Linked DNA regions of Mus musculus: regions 1 and 2 are each linked to region 3. The links are chromatin contacts, found by POLR2A ChIA-PET in ENCODE. All regions are on one chromosome and are shown on one strand. Each heading gives the region's core, a stretch centred on a gene start or an enhancer-like site at or near the end of the contact. The rest is flanking DNA. Distances are from core to core; before and after follow the strand shown. Region 1 holds the start of H3f3a (H3.3 histone A). Region 2 holds the start of Ephx1 (epoxide hydrolase 1, microsomal). Region 3 holds the start of Pycr2 (pyrroline-5-carboxylate reductase family, member 2).

What was found. ChIA-PET counts read pairs that join two places held with the same protein, here RNA polymerase II (POLR2A).
Region 1: POLR2A ChIA-PET joins it to region 3 with 15 read pairs in Patski. The contact joins the promoter of H3f3a here to the promoter of Pycr2 in region 3. POLR2A ChIA-PET finds 5 or more read pairs at or near these places in 3 of 5 experiments (Patski and embryonic stem cell).
Region 2: POLR2A ChIA-PET joins it to region 3 with 11 read pairs in embryonic stem cell. The contact joins the promoter of Ephx1 here to the promoter of Pycr2 in region 3. POLR2A ChIA-PET finds 5 or more read pairs at or near these places in 3 of 5 experiments (Patski and embryonic stem cell).

Annotation. Positions count from the first base shown.
Region 1 is chr1:180,812,294-180,816,190 of GRCm38, forward strand. It overlaps H3f3a (H3.3 histone A), which reads right to left and starts at 1,312. Exons shown (of 4, transcript NM_008210.5): 1 at 1,178-1,312.
Region 2 is chr1:181,016,253-181,020,181 of GRCm38, forward strand. It overlaps Ephx1 (epoxide hydrolase 1, microsomal), which reads right to left and starts at 1,317. Exons shown (of 9, transcript NM_010145.3): 1 at 1,175-1,317.
Region 3 is chr1:180,902,132-180,906,343 of GRCm38, forward strand. It overlaps Pycr2 (pyrroline-5-carboxylate reductase family, member 2), which reads left to right and starts at 2,143. Exons shown (of 7, transcript NM_133705.2): 1 at 2,143-2,399; 2 at 2,613-2,683; 3 at 3,743-3,922; 4 at 4,032-4,212. The coding sequence starts at 2,333.

The DNA of each region.
Region 1 (3,897 bases), core at 62-2,561, 91 kb before region 3:
AAGCCACAAACACAGAAAGGTCGAGTCAAATTACAGCCAAAAAAAAAAAAAAGAAAAAGAAAAAAAAGAAAGAAAAAGGTTTCAGCGCCCCCCCCCCGCTCGGTTTGCTGCCCCCCTCTCGCGCCTGGCAGTTGGGTTGCTGTAAATATCTAAAAACATTCTTGAGGTTTGTTTCTTTATAGTTATGTTGACAAAAAGGCGTCTCGAAATGCAAGAACAACAGCCATCGCCAGTGAGCATTCCACAAAGCCCGTCCCCCTCCCGGGCTTCGCTATGGAAGCCGACTGCCCCGCACCCAGGCTTAATTAGCGCTCGACACCGGCCGCCCGGCCCACCCAGCACCACATAAACTTTTGGTTCTGCCTCCCCTGGGTCCCTAGGTTCGGGGTACCGGACCTGCCCGTCTCGGTCCCCGCACCCCGCGCTGGCAACGAGCGACTCGGCTCCCGAAGACTAGCACAAAATGGAAACAATTGGAAACGTATCCGATTCCCTTCCAGAGAGACAAACAGCAAATCGTTCGAAAATACCCCATCCCCTGCCACGTGCCGCTCTCCAAAAATGCAAAAGTTCTTTTTTTTTGTTTTCTGCATTTCATAAGCATCGTTTCTTTTTCTCCAAAAAAGGCAAAAAAATGTTCTTAAAATTTTTTCCTTCCATTTTAAAATGGGGAAGAGAGAAACGGGGGGAAAAAAAATATGGTCGGTGACCAGAGAAGAGAGACAAGATGGTGAAGCTCAGGCACAACTGTGGAGAGGCAGCAAAAAGCGAGTTAGCCCGGGGTGGAAAGCGGCGGCGATTTTACCCCCTTTGCGCCCGAAAAACTGGGGCCTGGGACCCGGAGGCGGCAGTTAAGAGGCTCGCGCGGGACATGGTGAAGGTCTGGGGTCCCGGGAAGGGGCAGCGGGAGGGATTTCACCGAAGAAAGAGGAGCCCGCGGCGCCGGAGGGAGACAGGCTCGACGCCGCGGCGGTGCCACTGCTGGGCTGAGACGGAGAGACCGGGGAGCCGCCGCCGCCACCGCCCGCGGAAGGCAAACTCGCTCCCCATCTCCATTTCTGCGCCAAAAAGTTTGCGGGTCGAGCCCGGGGGGACTGTGGGTGCCTCCGTGGGCCCCTACGAGGCCGACGGCGAGCGGAGCCCGGCTCCGGGAAGGCGGGCAAACGGAGAAACTTACCCCCCTTCTCCTTCGGCTGGAGCTCGGCAAGCGAGAGGCGGCGCTGGCGTTGGAGAGCGGCAGCGGCGCGGCGAAGGCTGCGAACACAATTGAAAGATGGCTGACACCGAGGCTTTCCCCTACACACGCCGCCCCGCCCCGCGCCGCGCTCCAGCCAATCACACACAATGGAGGGAAGGCTCGGCCCCGCCCAGGGCCCCCGCGCGCCCCGCCCCTCCCCTCCCCCCGCGCGCTCGTTCGCTGGCGCGCGCTCGCTCCTCCCCCGCGCGCCGCCCGCCCATTCCTCCCGCCGCCTCTCGCGGTGTGTACAAACACAAAAGACACGCCGAGGGGCCCGCCGAGGGGCCGTCTGCCCTAGTCCGTCCCCGGCCCACACTCCCTCCCCGTCGGACGCAGGCGTTAAGTGAGCCCCCGAAGCCCAGCTTTGGGGTGCACAGCGGGGGGTGTGGGGGCGGGGAGGGCGGCGCGGGCTGCGGACCAGCGCCCGGCCTGCGGGGGGAGGGGCATCGCCCCCGCGCGCGCCCCCGAGGTTCCCGGCCCGTGTGGGGGCGGGGAGAAGGCCGGGACCGTACGGTCGCCGCGCCCCAGTTGAAAACGCGCCCAAGCGGGAAGCTAGCTGGCAAAGTGGAAGCCCCAGTCCCGCGCCCACTTTCGGACCGCGCGGCGCGCCAGGGGCGGGGGACCCGCGGGCCTCTTCCCGCCTTCGCTCCCCGCCGAGCGCGGGCCGGTCCGGAGGCTCGGGCCAAGTCGCCTGAGGACAAGTCGGTCGCAGACTCTAGCCCCGGGAGAGGAGGGGCAGCCTGCGGGGCAGTGCGGAGACTGTCAGCGCGTCGCAGGTGGTGGCACCGGGGCCGAGGGACAGGGCTCGCCCTCTTCCTAGGCCGCGGTTCTTGGTGCAAGATGGCTGTTATTTTGTAAGCCTCTGAGACAATGTGCAACACAGCTGTAGCAGTCTAAGGCAGAGTAGGCCTTTCCACCCCTTCGCTGTTTGGAGGAGCGCTGCAGAAATCTCGTGACATAAGAGTCTAATGTCAGACACAGGAGGCTGAAACGGCAGGTAGAAGGAAAAGCTGTTTCCCGCTTTCCTTCTGCCCAGTAGCTTGGGCAACAGACTGCATAGCTCAAGTTCTCATTAAGTGACCCACAAACATCTGAACCGTCCCCAGGTGGTATTGACCAGGCTACACAACTCTGGGTGAAGGCTTTCGGTAGAAGAGTCACAAAGGTCCCGTAGGGTACTGATGAAGGACAGTAGCATACATGTAATCTGAAGACCTCTCAAAGCAGTCTTATCATGAACATTATCCTGAAACAGATATGTGGAAATCAGATATGAGAGAAGAAATGGATTTGGCCAAGGTCACTGAACTGAGGAACAGACCCTAGAGGGAAAAAAAACAACAACCCAGGCCTCCTGTTTCATTATTATTTAATGAGTGTTAAGTGTTGATGAACACATGCAATCTGCGATACTACCCTAAATGCACATATGCAAAAAACCCTCCACAGAGCTGCCAGTGAAAAATTCCTATAATTTGAGCCAAGAAGCATTTTTTCCCCTCTTGCTTGTTTGTGTTTTGTTTTCAGGAAACTAAAATATTTGTTGCTGGATTTATCCAAGAAGGCTGTTACATATCAATTGAATCAGTCATATCTTCAAGAAATGTTAGCTTGTCATAGATAGTACTATCTATGTATGCTAGGTTTCCTCATACATTCTTCCTGGCTTTAAGCAGATGTTTCTAAGGGATGGAAGGACCTTGTCTGGTGAACTACTTCGTGTGGATTGTGGGTTCTGTGAACCGACTGAAGTTGCCCATCTCTGACATGGAAATAGTAGTTACTTGTGTGATGGTAGTCCGCAAGCTCTTTCTGGAAATATGACTGGTTATCCTCTTAGTAATCAGGAAGTTTCCAGATTTGCCATATATATATATATGCCATATATATATATATATGGCATGCCAATTCTGCTCCGAACAATTTTTGGAAGACTGGGAGTGCTTCAGTGAACAGCACCGGTACCGGTCCAGCCCTGATTGAGTCCTTCTCTAGAAGCATCGCCTTGCACAGGGAAGCTGCACTTGGCCAGGGGACAGGATGCTTTGGAGCCCCGAGGATGGCAAACGACTGTAGCTAATAGAAACAGGCTTTATTTCCAATTCATGGCGCCGCTAGGAGAGCTGCTCCTGGGGGGGAGAAAAAGCCTTTTTCTTTTCAAGGATTCTTAAGGGGCACCAGAGGTTAGTCTTTTGTTGTCTTAGAGTCTCCCCGTGTAGCTCTTGGTTTAGCCTGGAACTGACATGTAGACATGTAGACCAGCGGGCTGGCCCCCACCTCCCAGGGATCTGCCTGCTTTCTAAGTGCTGGGATTAAAGGCACATGCCAACAGCCCCAGAGGACAGACTCCACTCCTGGAGCTCAGCCACCCCTCAACATTTGGAGTTTATCGTAATGGAAAGAGGGGAGCAAGAGCTTAAAATCAGGTTAAAATCTTTGCCTAGAATAAGATAATTATGGCCGCTAATTAGGATTTGCTTATAAGTGAAAGGATAGGATAAATTGGCAAAGCTAGATGTGATGGTGCATGCCTATAATCCTAGCAGTTCAGAATCAGACCCGGGAGGACCTTTGGGAGTAGGAGGTTAGCCTGCTCTCCGGACGGTGTCCCAAACCTGTTAAGTCTACATGGGAAGACCATATCAAAAAGTCAAAAACAA
Region 2 (3,929 bases), core at 67-2,566, 110 kb after region 3:
TCAGCCTTGTGCAGCTGGATACTGAGTAGTGAGGCGCACTCCTGACCCTCCTGACCCTCTGGAGTGTGAAAGTGTGGCCTCTTCCTCTCTAGTCAACAGTCCTGCTCCCTCTTTATGACCTCCTATTTCCTACAGCTCACAAATATAATTTATATTTTACAAAGATATGTTTATTTATTATGTGGTGTTGGGGATCTGACCCAGGACCTTGAATTTTGTTTGTTGTCTGCATTCAAAAGCTCCCAGAGCCCATGAGAACACATTCCCTGCTATCCCCAGGGTGGGTGGGTGGGGGGCAGTGTCTGAACAGTCAGTCCGTGTCGTTGAGCACGGTTGCACTGAACATACTTCTTTAGGGACACAGGAAGCCCTCACGTGGCCCGCCTGGTGTGGGTATTAGGGAATGGAAAGTCTTTGCTGAACACGCCCACGTTTTTGTTCCACCCTTCCCCCCAGCCCCCTCAGCTTCAAGTCTTGTGTGAAGTCAGACCACGCACAGCCAGTGAAAGCCTCCACTTGAGGGAGGAAGTCACTGTCACAGTAAAAACAATGTGAGCCTCTGGGGCTCTGCGACTTTAAAAAAAAGATCAGGCCGAAATCGGAGGCAGAGAAGCAAATGTCGCAGATGTCCATCTCTACAATCCTGCCAGCAGCACAGAATGCCAGCAAAGGCACAGCCCTACTGTCAACGCGCATGCATACATACCGGATCCCTCCACCTCCCTCCTGATCCCGCCAACCAGATGCCAGAAAGGCTATCCAGACTTCTGGCCGCCGGAAGTTTAAATGACGGGAGGTGCAGACTGGAGAAGTTAAAATTAAGAGTCACTTGGACGGCGCCCTCAGCTACCTGGATTGGCTCAGGTGCCTGGGCAAGTAGCAAGCCTGGAACCCAAGGGACAAACATGCATGGGGGGGCGGGCGGGCGGGGAAACCAGGGGGCTGAGGAGCCAGCATCGCTGTCAGGCGCAGCACCCACCCCTTGCTTCCGAAGCGCAAGCAAGGGGTTGACGCCCCTGGAAGAGGATGGAGCATCAGATGCAGGACTAAGAAGCATGGCCTATTGCACGCCTGGATCGGTCTTAGGATAAGGGGAAGCGCATTTAGCTGCGGGAGATACGCGAAGCCCTCGCAACTCTCACGCTGGAGTGCCGCTGCTGTCCCCGGAGCTTACTGTCAGGGTCGCTCTCGGGTTCCTACTCCCGCGGCGGCTGGTGTGCAGTTCCTCCACTCTCAAACTCCTCTTGAGCCTCTTTGCCTGCTGCTGAGCTGGTGACACCAGCTGCCTGTTAGCCCCGCCCCCACTAGCCCCGCCCAGGCCTTGGCCCCACCCCCGAGTTGGCTGGTTGGCCAAGGCTAGCTGAGCATCTAGCTAAGGTGTTTCACCTATTCTGGCAAAGTCTGCTGTTCTGAACAGGGTATTGGCAGTTTAAACTCTGCAGTCTGTGGACTCTACACACAAGAGCCCAAGCTGGCCTGGTGCTACAGCCTTCCTCTCACCTTCCTAGCAGTTCGTTGTAACCATTTTATAAGCGAACCAGTCAGTGAGCAAACATCTGGGGATAAAGCTTGAGGGTAGAGTGTCTCGCGTGGGCAAGGCGCTGGAGTTCATTCCCAGAACCACAAATAAAATAGTGAAGTGTGGAATGAACACACAAACCTGAAGTTTGTCGTTAAGTGCACCCTGTGAGGCTGGCTGATCTGAAGCCCAGGAGGCATGGACACCAAGCAGAGGCCAGCACAGGGAGGAGGGAGAGAGCGCTGCCTAGCCAGCAAGCAGGAGTAGGACAACCACAGTTCCTGGCACCCTTGGGGCTAACCTGCTCTCCATTAGCCAGCCTGCCCAGTGCCCTGTCTTTACCCCCGCGGCCCTCCTAAGACTCGCCTAGAACCTTCTCAGGCTTCAGCAGCCACACAGACAAGATGACCAGGCACACCACTGTGAGGGCCTAGCAGTGCCTGCCGCGGGGTCCAGGTTTATCATCCTACACACATGTGAAGCGTAGGGATCCTATTTTCACCTCTCACCTCTGATCTCCAGCCTCCTTCGCTGCTCATCATGGCCCAAACCCTCTCCGTTCTAACGGAGAGCCGGTTTCTCTCCAGTGAACACATTCAACTCATTCCTGCCTCCGTGGAACTCCTGGATAGTGTGTCCTCAATCCTCTCTGGGAACCTGGGATTTCCAGGTACTGCAGCTCCTTCCCCTCCCCAGCACACCGTTTGCACACCTGCCGTCCTCCTCTGCAGTGTATAGTCCAGGCTTGTTTCATAGCGCCCTCTAAACTGTTCCCACAGGAGCGCTGCCTCCAGCCATTCAGCAAAGCAGTAAACGTATTGTTCTTAACAAAGTGTAGATGGAAACATTCTAATGTGCTGGGCAATGGTGGCTACACCTTTATTCCCAGCATTCCTTGAGTAGGAGCCAGAGGCAGGCAGATCTTTGACTATGATGCCAGCCTGGTCTACAGAGAAAGTTCCAGGACAGCCAGGGTCACACAGAGAAACCCTGTCTTGAAAAAGAAAGAAAGGGGCTGGTGAGATGGCTCAGAGGTTAAGAGCACCGACTGCTCTTCGGAAGGTCCTGAGTTCAAATCCCAGCAACCACATGGTGGCTCACAACCATCTGTAATGGGATCTGATGCCCTCTTCTGGTGTGTCTGAAGACAGCTACAGTACTTACATATAACAATAAATAAAAAAAATTACATTGTCTCAAAAAATAAGAAAATAACTAAAAATAAAAAAAAAAGAAAGAAAGAAGAAAAGAAAAGAAAAGAAAAGAAAAGACAAAACCATAACACTAGTTGCTGGTGATGGATGTATCATCCTGTGAATGTGATAAACCTACTTGTCTTAGTTAGGTCTCCTACTGCTAAGATAAAATATCGTGATCAAAGCAGCACAGGGAAGAAGGGATTGGTTTCAGCTGGAAACTCAGACACACTCCATCCCTGAGGGAAGTCAGGACAGAAACTCAGGACAGGAACCTGAAGGCAGGAACTGGACCAGAGGGCACTGTTTCTGGCTTGCTCTTTATGGCTTGCTCAGCCTGCTTCCTTACACAGCTAAGGACACATCTGTCCAGATGGCTGGTGGGCTGGGTCCACTCATATCCATCAATCACTAATTAACAAAATGTTCCACGTTAGCATTTTTTCTAGGCTCTGCCCCACAGTTACCTGGCAACAACCAGGTATGCCTGACTCAGTATCAAAGAGGCTGTCTGGCCCCTCCTCACCCTCTTACTCCTTTACCCTCTTACCTAATCTGTCCCTTCTCTCCCCATTCCCTTCCCCTTCCCACGTGCTCATGGCCGCCCTCTACTCCTCTCCTTTCTCTCTGTCTCTCTCTGCCTTCCTCTCTTTCTACTCCCTCAATTCCCCTCCCCATGCCTTAAATAAACTCTCTTCTATCCTATACCTGTCGTGTGGCTGGTCCCTCAGCATGGTCCTGCAGAGGCATCCCTTCTCCTGCACTGTACCTCACTCTACAAACACATCCCTGGCTTCCTTTTCTGTTTTATAAAACACAACCCCCCACAGCCTTACCTATAGGCCAATCTAACAGAAAGAAAGAAAGAAAGAAAGAAAAAAGAAAGAAAGAAAGAAAGAAAGAAAGGGAGAAAGAAAAAGAGAGAGAGAAAGAGAGAGAGAGAGAGAGAAAGAAAGAAAGGGAGAAAGAAAGGAAGAAAGAAAGGAAGAAAGAAAGAAAGAAAGAAAGAAAGAAAGAAAGAAAGAAAGAAAGGAAGAAAGGAGAAAGAAGAAAAAGAAGTAAGAGGTTGATTCTTGGCACATACTTTAGAGCACCCAGGCAGCTCTGTCTGGGTCACCCTGTGCAGGGCTGGTGGGAGGCATGGAAACTGTATAAGAGGTGAGAGATCTGCAGGTCATGCCCCTGAAGGGAATCACAGGACCCCAACCACACCC
Region 3 (4,212 bases), core at 893-3,392:
TTTATGTATATGAGTACCCTTTAACTGGTTGTGAGCCTTCATGTAGTTGCTGGGAATTGACTTTAGGACCTCTGCTTCCTCTGGTCAACCCCACCCACTCTGGTCTGCCCCGCTCGCTCTGATCAACCCTGCTCCCTCAGTCCCTGCTTGCTGTGGCCCACAGATTTATTTATTATTATAAATAAGTACACTGTAGCTGACTTTAGACACACCAGAAGAGGGTGTCAGATCTCATTATGGATGGTAGTGAGCCACCATGTGGTTGCTGAGATTTGAACTCAGGACCTTCGGAAGAGCAGTCAGTGCTCTTACCCACTGAGCCATCTCACCAGCCCATAATTTATTTTTTCGAGGCAGGGTTTCTTCTGTCATATATCCCAGACTGGCCTGGAACTCTCAAACATCCTGCCTCTGCCTCTAGACTCCAGCCATTGCAAGATCTGCACAACCTGTCCTGGCTTATCTCGCTGAAGTGTTCTAACAAAGACATCAAGATTTAAATCTATTCTCAGATGTCTTCAAAGGAAATAGAGAGCTATTCTCCAAAAACTGTCATATTGGTTCTCCTTCGATGGTGAGACTGAAGACGGTGAGCCCACGCCTGATATGTAAAAGGCCGGGGTTTCATCTGAAATACTGAAAAAGAAAGAGAGAGAGAGAGAGAGAGAGAGAGAGAGAGAGAGAGAGAGAGAGAGAAGAGAAAGAAAGGAAAAAAGAAAGAAAGGAAGGAAGAAAGAAGAAAGAAGAAAGAAAAAGAAAGACATAGCTTTCTACTGAACCTAATTTTTGGGTAATAGACATGGATTCCTGTGTAATACAGGGAGCTAAGGGAGGGTTGGCTGCTGCAGATTGGCCATCTGCCTAGCCTGGGACACCTCAGTACTCTGTCCCATTGTCTGGTTCTTCCTAATTCTCAGAAGGGGCAGGCGTGTTACTTAAGGATAAGACAAGGGTGAAGGCCCTGAGGCACTGATAAAAATGATGCTGGGGGCGGAGAACCCGGGGAGAGGGGAGGGAGGAGGCTGAACTGGTTTTCCTATTGGCTGGGAGGTCCGGAAGGGAAGGGCTGGACGGTAGGGTCAGGGTGGGGCACTCCTGGAGGGTGTGTCCCAAATGGCTGGGTGGGAAGGTAGCTATTCATCTACCTCACTGTAGCAGAATACAAGAAAGCAGATAGTATGTATGTAGTTTCCAATTCTAGGAAGACTGGTAGGAAGGTCCATTGAGTTCAGGAACTTAAGTCTAGCCTGGGCAACAAAGCAAGAGATTCTGGCCAGAAAAAAAAAATCGTTCCACTTTAACTGTTTGGTTCGTCCATTAATGGAATAAATACACGTTAGAATCTTGTGTAAAATAACGTTTCGGTGGCGTTGGGAAACTGCTTATGATTGGTATACTATAGAAATGTATGTACTACACGCCTATAATCCCATCCCTCAAGAGGATGAGGCAGGAAGGTCACTAGTTCAAGAACAGCCTGGGCTACATAGTGAAACACTTTCCAAAAGTCAAACCCAACTTGTGGCTGTTCCTGAGCCCTCTGGTGCGTCTGGACATGTTTCGAGAAATCTTTCTGGGAATAAACAATACAATTCTAATGGAAGAGAGGAGATGTCACTGGTGATTCGGGACAGCTCCTGAAAAGCTTCGATGCTGGGTCTCTTTGTATACTCTAAAACCACAAGGTGGGGTGGACAAACAAGCAGTCATTTCTCACTGTCTCAGCTGTTTCTCCAGGTCGCCCTGTTCCGGGTAGCAAGAGAAGTCATGCTTGGCCAACAGGCCGTGCAAGCAGTGCTTTAAGGAAATCACTAAATAAATCAACAAATCATGATCTAGTAATTCGTCTTTTCTACCTAGTTCTACTTCGGAAGGAGCATGCCGAAGCTGGCTAGCTGTAGCCTGGTGTCCATGAGGGGTACATCTCTAATAGGCGTTTTGGAGATCTCACTCCTGAACCAGAGTTAGAAACCAACTCTTCTAACCAGGAATTACCAGTGTCCCAGGCAGGGCCAAGCAGACCCGCACCAGCGGAGCTAACAGGTTCCACCCGCTGCGCGATCAGGAGGCGGGCGCACGGCCTGACGGCGATGCCGATTGGTCCGCCCCAGACCCGAGCCTCGGATTGGTTGCCTTGGACACGTGGCCAACCGGAGGCTGCGTATTTGGCGGTGGATGCTCTGGGATACTTGGGGCCTCTCTAGCAGTTCATCTGGTGCATCCCGGTTTGAAAGCTGTTCCGAGCAATTCGGGTCCATCTTTTTCCACGCGCGGACACTGACCCCGGGATCCCCAGAGTCCCCGGATCGGCGCTCGCCGGGATCCTGCGGCCATGAGCGTGGGTTTCATCGGCGCAGGCCAGCTGGCCTGTGCTCTGGCGCGGGGCTTCACGGCCGCGGGTGAGCGCGTGGTCAGCCTTCCCTCTCACCAGAGTGAACGAGTGAGTGAGTGGGTGGGTGGGCGATGAGTGAATGTGAATGGATGGTAGATTTGCATCCATCTGCTGGGAGCATAGCGTCGGAGGCCGGCACTGCTAGAGCTGCTGTTGGCTTCCATTGATGGACTGCATGATTGGGCCATGATCTACAGTTGAAAAACTTTGTTTTCTGTAGGCGTCCTGTCGGCTCACAAGATAATAGCCAGCTCCCCGGATATGGACCTGCCCACGGTGTCTGCGCTCAGGGTAGGCTAGGAGGGATGGAGGGAAGTGGGCAAGAGGAAGAGGCCCAGGAAAAGCGTGTCCGGAGATGCCCTGAGTCTGGCAGGCTCCGACTCTCCTTTAGGGAAGTCATCATTGTAAGCCCTGCACCTTCTCTGAGGCAGCCTTGTGTGGTGGGAGCTCCCAGGCAAAGTTAGTGTCGGATCCTACTGGGGTGAAAGTAGGCATATAAGAAAGGTTCTTTTTGGGCTGGTGAGATGGCTCAGCGGGTAAGAGCACAGACTGTTCTTCCGAAGGTCCTGAGTTCAATCCAGCAACCATATGGTGGCTCACAGCCATCCCTTAACAAAATCTGATGCCCTTTTCTGGAGTGTCTGAAGACAGCTACAGTGTACTTACATATAATAAATAAATAATTCTTTAAAAAAAAAGGTTCTTTTTGTTAGTCTGCTTTGAATTTCACTGCATAGCCCGTGTTGGCTTCTAAGTCTGGAAAATTCTGCTTACCGATGTTGTAAATGACAGCGTTGCTAGGGGACTTGGTGAGTTACGTAGTTTCTTTATTCAATAAAGCTTAATGTCCCAAGTCTTCTAACATCTGGCCAATGTGGGACAGGTGAGCAGATGAAGCACTGTGGATACTGTTTGTGCCTAGTATAGGCTTATGTCCCCAACGCTGTAGGACCCCAGCTATGCACCTCAGAGCCCTAGAGGGGGCCCCGTGGAGACTTGTTACTCCGGTAAACAGCTGTGAGGTTGGGAGTGGGCTTTGCAGCTCTGCTTCCAGACTCTGGGTGCTCAGCTCTTTCCATCAGTTCTCTCTCACCTGGCAGAGAGGTTCGAGATTGCTGGGGTTGAGGGGACAGCCACTTTCCTGGCCATGGTGGAGCAGCTTACCATTTTGTACCTATTTGTCCGGTGGCAGGAAAGGAAAGCTGCCATTTGGGGATAGTCACGGAGCCCTGAAGGCACAGAACAGAGTGTTGGCTACAGTTGACAGAGAGGGTCTGCTATTCTATGGGTGGCACGGGCTCAGCCATATTACCTAGCATTACGGACAGGGTCCCCTACTCCTTACTGCAGAGGATGGGTGTGAATCTGACCCGAAGCAATAAGGACACTGTGCGGCACAGCGACGTCCTGTTCCTGGCTGTGAAGCCCCACATCATCCCCTTCATCCTGGATGAGATTGGAGCCGACGTGCAGGAGAGGCACATCGTGGTCTCCTGTGCAGCCGGGGTCACCATCAGTTCTGTGGAGAAGGTGCTGTTGCCCCGGTGCCCATTGTGTGAGAGGAGGGGTGGCCTGGGAGTGGCTCAGATCCGAGGGAGCTATGTCCTGGACACTCAGTTGGCTTGCTCTCCTCCTCTAGAAGCTGATGGCTTTCCAGCCGGCCCCCAAAGTGATCCGCTGCATGACCAACACGCCCGTGGTGGTCCGAGAGGGGGCCACCGTGTATGCCACGGGCACCCATGCTCTGGTGGAAGACGGCAAGCTTTTGGAGCAGCTGATGAGCAGTGTGGGCTTCTGCACAGAGGTGGAGGAAGACCTCA